2 separate regions of the Homo sapiens genome follow, and region 1 is linked to region 2. The links are chromatin loops, found by intact Hi-C in ENCODE. Cell type or tissue: PC-3. All regions are shown on one strand. Links, peaks and the distances in the headings refer to the core of each region. The heading gives the core; the rest is flanking DNA.

Evidence for each region. A loop is a pair of places that touch in the nucleus more often than their neighbours do. Peaks named below come from ENCODE experiments on the same cell type or tissue, not always from the same donor. Only the 100,000 strongest peaks of a DNase experiment are listed, where the experiment ranks them.
Region 1: a loop joins it to region 2, with 5 times the contacts of the local background. A loop is called at or near these places in 2 of 110 quality-filtered maps.

What each region holds. Positions count from the first base shown.
Region 1 is chr4:123,585,853-123,591,248 of GRCh38, forward strand. No RefSeq gene overlaps it. Among named protein-coding and RNA genes, the nearest start is that of LINC01091, 61 kb to the right of the region's middle. RefSeq lists an enhancer at 2,980-3,029. In PC-3, for the core only: no CTCF peak of the experiment used is centred there; DNase peaks (open chromatin) are centred at 2,449 and 2,849; H3K4me3 peaks cover 1,126 bases; H3K27ac peaks cover 2,592 bases.
Region 2 is chr4:123,117,716-123,123,111 of GRCh38, forward strand. All of the region lies in intron 14 of AFG2A (AAA ATPase AFG2A), which reads left to right. Among named protein-coding and RNA genes, the nearest start is that of AFG2A, 200 kb to the left of the region's middle. In PC-3, for the core only: no CTCF peak of the experiment used is centred there; DNase peaks (open chromatin) are centred at 2,956, 3,736 and 4,016; H3K4me3 peaks cover 437 bases; H3K27ac peaks cover 2,876 bases.

The sequences.
Region 1 (5,396 bases), core at 192-5,191, 470 kb after region 2:
ATGTATGTAACACATTTTCTATTATGGTTTTCTTTAAAAAAAGTTTTTAAATGATAATTTTTTAAAGCAATCTGAGAAATGTGCATACCCTCTAAAACAAATCTCCCTGTGTGCTACACTTAAATAATTTCCCAGTAGTAGGTTTAGATTTGCTATTACCATTTTTTATTACCTTATTCTAAGCATCTTGCATACTCATTTGTAGATGTGAAGGTATAAATCTGCATCATTTGTGCATTCAAATCTCATAAACCCTTTTCAAAAGAACTGTTTTTTTTCTACTTTTTTTTATTTAAAAATATTTATTAAGCAGATTGGGAGAAATATTTGTAATTCACATATCTGGTGGAGAATGCATGTCCAGACTATACAAAAAAACTTTTAAAACTCCAAGAAAACAAACAACCCCCCCAAAATGAATAAAATATTTGAGTAGACATTTTGCTAAAGAAGTATGGACGGCAAATAGACACACTAAAATGTGCTCAACATCATTAATTTCTAGGGAGATGAAAATTAAAATTACATCTATTAAAATGGCTAAAATACAAAGAAACTGATTATGTTACGTGTTGGTGAGGATGTAGAGAAACTAGAATTCATAGATAGCTGCTGGGAATGTGAAAGGAAATATAGCCTCTGGCAAACAGTTAAGCAGGTTCTTATGAAGTTAAACCTGTACTTACTATGACCCAGTAATCCTATTCTAGTTATTTATCCAAATTAAATAAAAATGTGTATTCACATAAAAAGCTGAATGTGATTATTTATAGCTACTTTATTCACTATCTCCTCAAGCTGGAAACAACTCAAATGTCTCTCAACTGGGAATGGGTATAATTACTGTGGCAGATTTATAAATGGAATACTTCTTAGCAATAAAAAGGAATGAACTACTGCTACAGTAATAACAGTAATAATTTGGATGGATCTCAAATGCATTATATTAAGTGACAGGAGCCATACTCTAAAGACTGCAGACTGAATGCTTTCATATATATATAACATGCAGGACCATAGGAACAGAAAACAGGGATGCCAGGGACTGGGGCTGAGGGGAAGGGGTTAGCTGCAATAGGATGGGATATGTTTTGGGGTAATGGAACTTGTCTATATCTTGATTGTGGTGGTGGTGGTTACATGACTGCATGTATTTATCAAATTTCACGGAACTGTACATGAAAAAGGGAGAATTTGACATATGTAAATCATACTTTAGTACAAAAGACATTACTAATTAAGTTTATTTTAGGCCTGAACTAACTGGTAAGCCCTGAGAATACAGAGATCAATAAGAAGGTCAATCTAGCTGAAGAAGTAAATGTGAAGGGACATAGGCAAATATAATACAAGTCAGCCCATGGTATTTTATAATAGAGATGTAATACAGTACTAGGGTAGCCTAAAGAAGGTTGCAGTAAGTGGAGCACAGTGGCTTGCACCTGTAATCCCAGCACTTTGGGAGGCCAAGGCAGGCAGATTGCTTGAGCCCAGGAGTTCAAGACCAGCCAGGACAACATGGTAAAACTCCATCTTTACTAAAACTACAAAAATTAGCTGGGCATGGTGGCACACACCTGTAATCCCAGCTACCCAGGAGGCCAAGGTGGAAGGATCACTTGAGCCCAGGAGGTCAAGGCTGCAGTGAGCTATGATCGTGCCACTGCATTCCAGCCTGGGTGACAAAGCAAGAGCCTGTCTCAAAAACAAAAAATATTGCTTTAAACTCTAATATTGTCTGTATGTGTGTGCTCATGTTCTGGGGGCAGGTGGGTGGGGGGCAGGTGTGTAACAGAGCCTCACAAGGAAGTGACATTCAATGAATGGAAAATAATTCCTCTGTAAGTTAGGTTGAGTGAGGAACAGAGAACAGGCACATCCAAATCACAGTCACTAATGTGAATAGAGTAAATGAGTTCTCAAAAAAAGAAAAAGAAAAAAGAAAGAAAAAGGCGAGCATGAGTTTTTATTTTTATTTATTTATTTACTTTTTATTATTTTTTTTTGAGACCGAGTCTCACTCTGTTGCCCAGGCTGGAGTGCAATGGCGTGATCTCAGCTCACTGCAACTTCCGTCTCTGGGGTTCAAGCAATTCTCTTGCCTCAGACTCCCAAGTAACTGGGATTACAAGCACATGTTGCCACGTCCAGCTAATTTTTTTGTATTTTAATAGAGATGGGGGTTTCACAGTGTTGCTCAGGCTGATCTCAAACTCCTGAGCTCAGGCAATCCACCCGCCTGGGCCTCTCAAAGTGCTAGGATTACAGGCGTGAGTCACCGTGCCCAGCCTGTGAGTTTTTAATAAACCAGTTAAAATTTGTTTATCCAAAGGAGAAGAAATACAAACAATACTGGACACATGCAAGATGTGTTTTTTCTTAGCGGCAGCTGCTAACCATCCTGGCTTCCTGGCAGGGAGCAGGTTATCATCTATCCTGTGACTACGAGGGCACACCCTGCGTTAGCCCTGAGGCAAAGAGATAATAATAGCATGCTAGACTGGCAGCCTACACTCTGGAAGGGTTTATGAGGAGGAAGTCCGCAATTACATATTTCTGGGCAAACATTAACCAAGATTGAAACCCAGATTTGAAGAAAAATAGCAGGCTGGAATCTTCAGACAGATTCTGTAGCTGTTCTGTGGATTGAAACAGTAGTCAGACACGCTGCTAACTCCAAAAGGTAAGGTAAAAGATTGAGATGGCAGTATATAAAACTTGGTAAGAAAACTTTTCCACACCTGCCCACAGAATGTGTTCTGTAACACACAGAGCATTGTCCACATATGAATGATGAGAAATTATTTACATTCATGACAACAGAACCGAAGCCACAACATAGGGTCTATTGTTCACCTCATAGGGGTGACCGAATCTATTTATCCATGTGGTTTGGGAGCTCACCACTGTGCATTGAAGGGCCTCCTGTTGGCAACATCACCAAGAGCATTTCAGTCACTGTTACTACAATCTGAACAATTTGGGTTCCACGCTGTGGTTTTGTAATTTCTATTTTTAAAACTTGAACCATGGTGTGTCCAGTCTTGGTTGGGCATACTTAAAATGAAACTGTTAAGCTAAAATTAGCTTGACATCAAGACGTTGCATGTTCATTTTCCTTATATTTATAGCTGACCACAGTCATTATACAGAAGCCATCTAGTCTTTACTGTGCACTCTAGGGAACAGGAGGGGCAGTGGGAGTAACCAAAAAAAGAACTACAAGTTTTTCCAAAGGCGGTTGGTCGTAACTACTGCCTGAGCAGAGCGGTGCCTGCGTCTTAGTGAGGTCAGCCCAAGTGGGACTGACCTCACTAAGATGAGGACTTTCCTTTGAACAGCTGTTTACTCTTCAGTTCTTCTGCAGTTAATCAACAGTGATGGGACCTTTTCTAAAAGTTTTGCTTAGGGCCTCAGAATTTAACTTAAATCACCACGAAGGAAGTATATACAACAAAGCTTCCTCTTAGTATTTCTTCACCAAGTAATTATCTACTGACATATCCAACAGGTGAAGATAAATGGACTCATCATGGTGTAAAAAAGAATTTTTGACTAAGAGTCAGAAGATCTTAGTTTTAGTTCAGTTTTTCTTCCGTTGGGTGTGTGGTTTGGGCCTCAATTTCATCCAATAAAATTCAAAGGGTTGAACTAAGATCCTTCCAGTTCAAAATTCTGATATTTCTCAACTTCTCGGAAGGAAGAAAGATAAATTGCATAATTCTAATCATATGTCAAATGAAACAGCAACTACAGAGGAAAGAAGACCCATATAATCAATATTTTAATTTTTTTTAAAATTCCAGAATATCATGTGGAAAATCGTCATGCTCTAGGGATAATATTTCTTGTGAGATACTATACATTATCCTTGACCTTGTCTAGCATTTTACTTTGAAATGATAAACAATATATTTTTGGCTGTTTCATGTTATTTCAGTTTCACTATCATTCATTTGACTGGGATATGTTAGTTAAGGCAGAGGTGCAAACCTTTTTGATAATAAGCTGTGCTATATATCATATTTCTTCTTTGAGTTTACTGGCTCAACTTTCCAAGTAACAGCCTTCAGGTATGTCACTGAGGGATGCTTTATGGGTTATGTCAAATACCCCAACTAAAATGACAACGAGAGATTGCTTACAATCCCTGCTGTTGACTTCTGAATGCATTGTTAGAGTCTTTACCACATCTTTCTCTGATTATTCATTTTTTTGTGTTTACTAAAGAAGAAGAATCAATGGTAGTAGATGCCCCAGTTATCTTGTGAATAATTGCAGACACGGAGAAATGGCAAATAAGAAAGAAATCAGGGCCTCAGTCACAGGGGAGGGTTGATAATGAGATTGGTGGATTTATAAGACGACAGCAGATTCTGAAGAATATTTGTTACACGTGAAAACTTTGTGACAATTACCACTTAATGACTCCTTAGGGATCTTCTAAATGAGGAGCTGTCAAACTTTTCCTGTAATGGAACAGATAGTAAATATGTTATGTTTTGTGAGTCATGTGGTTTTATCCCAACTACCCAACTCTGCATTTTTTTTTTTGTTTTTTTTTTTTGTTTTTTTTTTTTTGTTTTTTGAGACGGAGTCTCACACTGTCGCCCAGGCTGAAGTGCAGTGGCGTGATCTCGGCTCACTGCAACCTCTGTCTCCTGCGCTCAATTGATTCTCCTGCCTCAGCCTCCCAAGTAGCTGGGATTACAGGCGCCTGCCACCACACCCAGCTAATTCTTAGTATTTTTAGTAGAGATGGGGTTTCACTATGTTGGCCAGGCAGGTCTCAAACTCCTGACCTCATGATTCGCCCACCTCAGCCTCCCAAAGTGTTGGGATTACAGGTGTGAGCCACTGCGCCTGGCCTCAACTCTGCTTTTATAGCATGAAAGCACTCATAAGCGACATGCAAATGAATGGATATGCTGTGTTCAATGAAACTTTATTTACTAGAACAGGCAGTGGGTCAGATTTGGCCTGTTGGGCCTTAGTTTGTTGAACCCTGGTCTATTTTGATCATCCACATCATCTTCATCATTATTATTATTATTATTATTTTTTGAGATGGAGTCTTGCTCTGTCACCCAGGCTGGAGTGCAGTGGTGTGATCTCAGCTCACTGCAACCTCTGCCTCCTGGGTTTAAGCAATTCTCTTGCCTCAGCCTCCCAAGTAGCTGGGACTACAGGTGCATGCCACCATGCCCAGGTAAGTTTTGTACTTTTAGTAGAGACGGGGTTTTACCATATTGGCCAGGCTGGTCTCGAACTCCTGACCTCATGATCTGCCCACCTCACCCTCCCAAAGTGTTGGGATTACAGGTGTGAGCCACTGTGCCCGGCCCATCCACATCATTATTAACATCAATAAGAAATATTTATTGGACCCCTGTGAT
Region 2 (5,396 bases), core at 330-5,329:
GAAAAAAAAAATGCAGGTTGGAGTCACAAATCATAGCAAGTCACTTTACCTTTGCTTCCATGTTTAAGAAGGTGTCTCTTTGGTGGAGACAGATGAGATCTGTATTCTGTCACCACCAAAAGTCCTTGGGGTTATTTTTTTAATTTTTTTTTTTTAACTAAGGGACCAGCCAGGGCTACGCAACTAATATAGAGAAAAATTCAGACAAGAAATTAGATCTCAGATGGAGGTGGAAACTGCAAAGTTTGATCATCTTTTAGAGATTGCAGTGTATAAAATAAATTGTTTCACTTATAAATGGAAGCAAAGCAATAAACTTCATGTTATTCTATATACAACTTTAATTACTGTTTCATTTTTTAAAAGATATTTTGTTAAGATGGTATTTTGAATTGGTAACATATGTATATAATTCAGAGATCAAAACTGTATGGAAAGATATACATGCTCATTCCTTGTTCCTTCTACCACTGTACCCCAACCTTTCCACCTTACTTTTATTAGTCTCTTGTTTCTTCTTCCAATTTTTTAACACAAACAAAAAAATATGCAAATATATATGCAAATATAAATATATGTTTATGTGTGTGTATATATAATATATATTATATATAATATATATATTATATTATATATATTATATATATATATATGTTTTCAATACCCATTTCTCCCAGTTATATACAATGCAGGAAACTATGTATACCCTTCAGTACTTTGCTTTTTTGATTTAGCTCTGTTTCTTGCAGATCTTTTTCTCTCAGTAAATGGGCATTTTCCTCATCCTTTTGTAGGATGCATGGATGAAGAACTACCATAGTTATTCAACCAGTGCCTTATTTTATGGATTCTTAGGCTATTGTCAGTCTTTTGCCACTATTAACAGTACTACAAAGAGTAATCTTGTCCAGGTGTCATTTTGTACTTGTGCTGGTTTGTTGTAAAAGTGGGATTGTTGTGTTATGGGTAAATACATTTGTAATTTTGTTAGATATTATCGTATTTCCTTTTATGGTGATTCTACCATTTTTTACTTTCACCAGTAATTTTGAATGTGTCGGGGTTTCCAGGTTGGTATCAGTAGTTAGTAGTTAATTTAAAAGGGTAAGTAAATAATCATTTAATGTTTTATATTTATGTTTAATGATTTTAACATAAAACATAAATATACATTGATTTCATTTGTCTTAGGGCAAATAATTTTTTAAGAATAGTCTGCTCATTGGAGCTCTGTAATACCTCTTTTCTAAACCATATTTTATTAATTTTAGTGTTTGGCATCTATCAAGTAGAGTGATAACTTAAGATACTCTGAGGTACCTTGAGTATCCCCATTCATCTACAGCTGTTCTGCCAAACCAAATTAACAGTTGAGAGTTACTCATCTTTATTGAATCTTTCCTATTTAGGTTTTTTTTTCTAAAAAATAATATATTTATTTGAATCACATAATTTCAATGTCAAGTAATTGTTAAACTAGAATTTTGGAATCAGTATTTTTTACTCATGTTTTGTTTACCGGTAAGTCACCTTGCTTATTACAGTGTCTCAACGTATTAAGTGTTTAGTAAATTTTCATTGAATGGAATAGAAGGAAAAGAGGTAGTATGGAAATAGACTCAACTGATTCTAATTATGCACCCAAAACAAGAAAGCAAAGGTTACGAGAGCAGGAGGAGGGTGCGCATAGCAGAGGGCCTTCTTATCAGCCAGGATATTTAACCTCCCATGGCTGAAGAGTCTAGGAAGTGACATATTTTGCTTTCCAGTCTCCTAACTTTCTCTTCTTAGACATACAAAATTTATATCAAATAGAGACAGTGTGGGTCCATCTTTTTCCCTCATTTTGCTGTCATTTTCAAACTTGTTTATTCTGGAAAATTATAACATGTCTTGCCAAAATTGATTGGCTAGATGTGCTGCAACTTACAGAGCTTTAGACCAGTTATAATGATGAAGGTTCAGTTTAGATAGTAATGTGCTTTGAGGCAATAATTATGGGATATTTCCTTGTAGTGACCAGTAATTTTTATGTCTTCTGTATTAGTCCATTCTCACATTGCTAATAAAGACATACCTGAGGCTGGGTAATTTATAAAGGAAAGAGGTTTAATTGACTTACAGTTTAGCATGGCTGAGCAGGCCTAAGGAAACTTAACAATCATGGCGGAAGGCACCTCTTCACAGGGCTGAAGAGAGAGAATGAGTGCAAGCAGGGGTAATACCATAAACTTATAAAACCATCAGATCTCATGAGAACTCACTGACTATCATGAGAACAGCATGGGGGAAGCTGCCCCCATGATGCAATTACTTCCATGATGTGGGAATTACGGAGATTACAATTCAAGATGAGATTTGGGTGTGGACACAACCAAACCATATCATCTTCCAAACAGAATTTATCATCAACACTGACGAGCCATTTCAGTTTTATCTTAATTATTGCAAGGACTGGTCAAGAGAACGTGTTTGGAAATTGGAAATTAATCATCTATGTTGAGGAAATAATTTATAACATTTGAGTTTCTCCGGTGAATCATTAACATAGTTTCCATATTTAAATTTCTGCCATTATATTTTTTCACATTGTCTGTCTTCTTTCCAAATAACTTCTCAGAGAAACTCTTAGAAAAAGCAGTAATAATTAAGGGCTAAAAAAAAGAGCTTCAGTGCACTTGTGACATCATTTTATCCGTTATAATTAACCATTAAAAATTAGTTAATATTAGTTACCTAACTAAAGTTAGTTAATATAATATCATTATGTGTGCTGCATCATCTATGTGCCCTTCTGGCAAGACTGAGTTTTGGTGAGTGAGGGTTGTTACTGCAGTCACATTCTAGACACAGTCATGTGCTGCGTAACCATGTTTTGGTCAACATCAGACTGCATGTACAAATGTGTCCCATAAGATTATAATGGAGCTGAAAAATTCCTATGGCTTAGTAACACTGTAGCCATCATAATGTCATAACCATTATGATGTGGTAGCATAGTGCATTACTCTTGTGGCAATGCTGGTGTAAACAAACCTGCTGTGCTATTAGTCATATAAAAGTATAGCACATTCCATTTGTATAGTACATCATACTTGATAATAAACAACTGTGTTACAGGCTTATGTATTACCTATACTATACATTTTTATCATTGTAGTGTGTACTCTGCTTATAAAAAAAAATTAACTGTAAAACAGCCTCAGGCAGGTCCTACAGGGGATATTCCATAAAGAAGGCCTTGTAAACGTACGAGATGACAGCTTCATGCATATTATTGCCCTTGAATACCTTTCAGGGAAATAAGATGTAGAGGTGGAAGACAGTGATATTGATGATCCTGACCTACGGGCCTAGGCTAATATATGTGTTTGTGTCTTCGTTTTTAGCAAAAAAGTTTAAAAAGTAAAATAATAAATAAAATTTAAAAATAGGAAAAAGCCTATAGGATAAGGATATAAAGAAGAAAATATTTTTGTGCAGCTGTATAACATGTTGTTTTAACCTAAGTGTTATTATAAGAGTCAAAAAGTAAAAAAAAAAAATAATAAATAAAAAATTTATAAAGTAAGTTACAGATTAATTCCTGAAGAAAGAAAAGTTTTAAAATAAGTTTAGCATAGTCTTATTGTACCGTGTTTATTATAAAATCTATAGTAGTGTACAGTAATGTCCTGGGCCTTCACATTCACTCTTTGCTCACCCAGAGCAAAGAGTTTACTCACTGACTCACCCAGAGCAACTTCCAGTCCTGCAAGTACCATTGCTGGTAAGTGCCCTATACAGGCATACCGTTTTTTAATCTCTTATACATTATTTTTACTGTGCCTGCTCTTTGTTTAGATATGTTTAGACACAAATACCATTGTGTTACAGTTGCCTACAGTGTTGAATACAGTAACATGCTGTACAGGTTTGTAGCCTAAAAGCAACAGGCTATATCATATGGCCTGGGTAGACTATACCATCTAGGTTTGTGTAAGTACACTCTGTGATGTTTGCACAATGACAAAATCACTTAAGGATGCACTTCTCAGAACATATCCCCATTGTTAAGTGACACATGACTGTATTTTGTTCTGTAACTTTCTTGGCCAAATGTACTATTTTGAGTCAAATTCCATAGACCTTTTTGTTTCCTCTTGAAGTATAATGAACCTTTTCCTTTTAACTTATAAAAAGATGAGTGTATTCAAGATTGATTGTTCAGAAACTTTGTCTGGGCAGATTTGACTTTTTATTTTAAATTAGCTTTGTCACAAGGATATTATCACCTTATGTCTTGAAACCCTGACCCAGCCCTCATTGCACTCTCCCAATTTCCCTGCTGGATTTTGTTTGATTATTTGTTGTTTTGCTGCCTCACCGATTTACACATATCACCCTGTAGTTTCAATATGTAAATTCAAAACTTACCTGTTTTGCTATCTAGGATAATATTTAGATAATCAGTTATGTTGATGAGAAAGAGATAGATTTGTTCTGAGATACTTAAATTTATTTTAACTGTTCTCTCCCCAGATATACAGATACTCCTCAACTTACAATGGAGTTCCTTCCTGTTAAAGGTATCTTAAGTTGAAAATATCATAAGTCAAAAATGGATTTAAAACACCTAACCTACCAAACATCACAATTTAGCGTAGCTTACCTTATATGTGCTCAACACTTACATTAGCCTTCAGTTGGGCAAAATAGCCTAACATAAAACCTGTTTTATAATAAACTATTGAATATATTATGTAATTAATTGAATACTGTACTGAAAGTGAAAAACAGAATGGTTGTATGGGTACTCAAAGTAAGGTTTCTTCTGAACATGTATCACTTTCACACTATCATAAAGCTGAAAACTCCAAAGTCAAATCATTGTAAGTCAGGGACTGTTCATTACTTTTGTTTTCTAATGCAGTGGTAATTAATGAAGGAAAATACCAGAAATTGACAGTGTATTGATAAACTGTTCTTTCTATTCATAGGGCTATCTTTTTGCCTTTATACTAATCTCCTTTAATAAATGGAATAGAAAACTACTTTTTTTTTTGGCCATGTCATCTGTTTTTTTGTTTTTTTTTTTTGACAGCATATTAGGTTGTGGATAGTATTTGGAAATCCACATCTGCTCTTTATCCACATGTGTTTATCCTACTTGCAGTGTAGATAAAAATGTGCTTTGTATTTTAGATTAAAAATTGTGTTTTCCATTATTTTATCAATTTTCCTTTCTGAAAATTGACCTTTTAACTTTGTATTTTTGCAGGGAAAGCTTTTGTCAGAGGAACTTTTATTATTGTTTTTCAAAAGGCAGTTGCCTCAAGAAAATCTATTTTACTTTAGTATGAAAGTGGAAAACTGACATTTAATTGCACAAGCTGTTTAAAAATCATAAAATATAA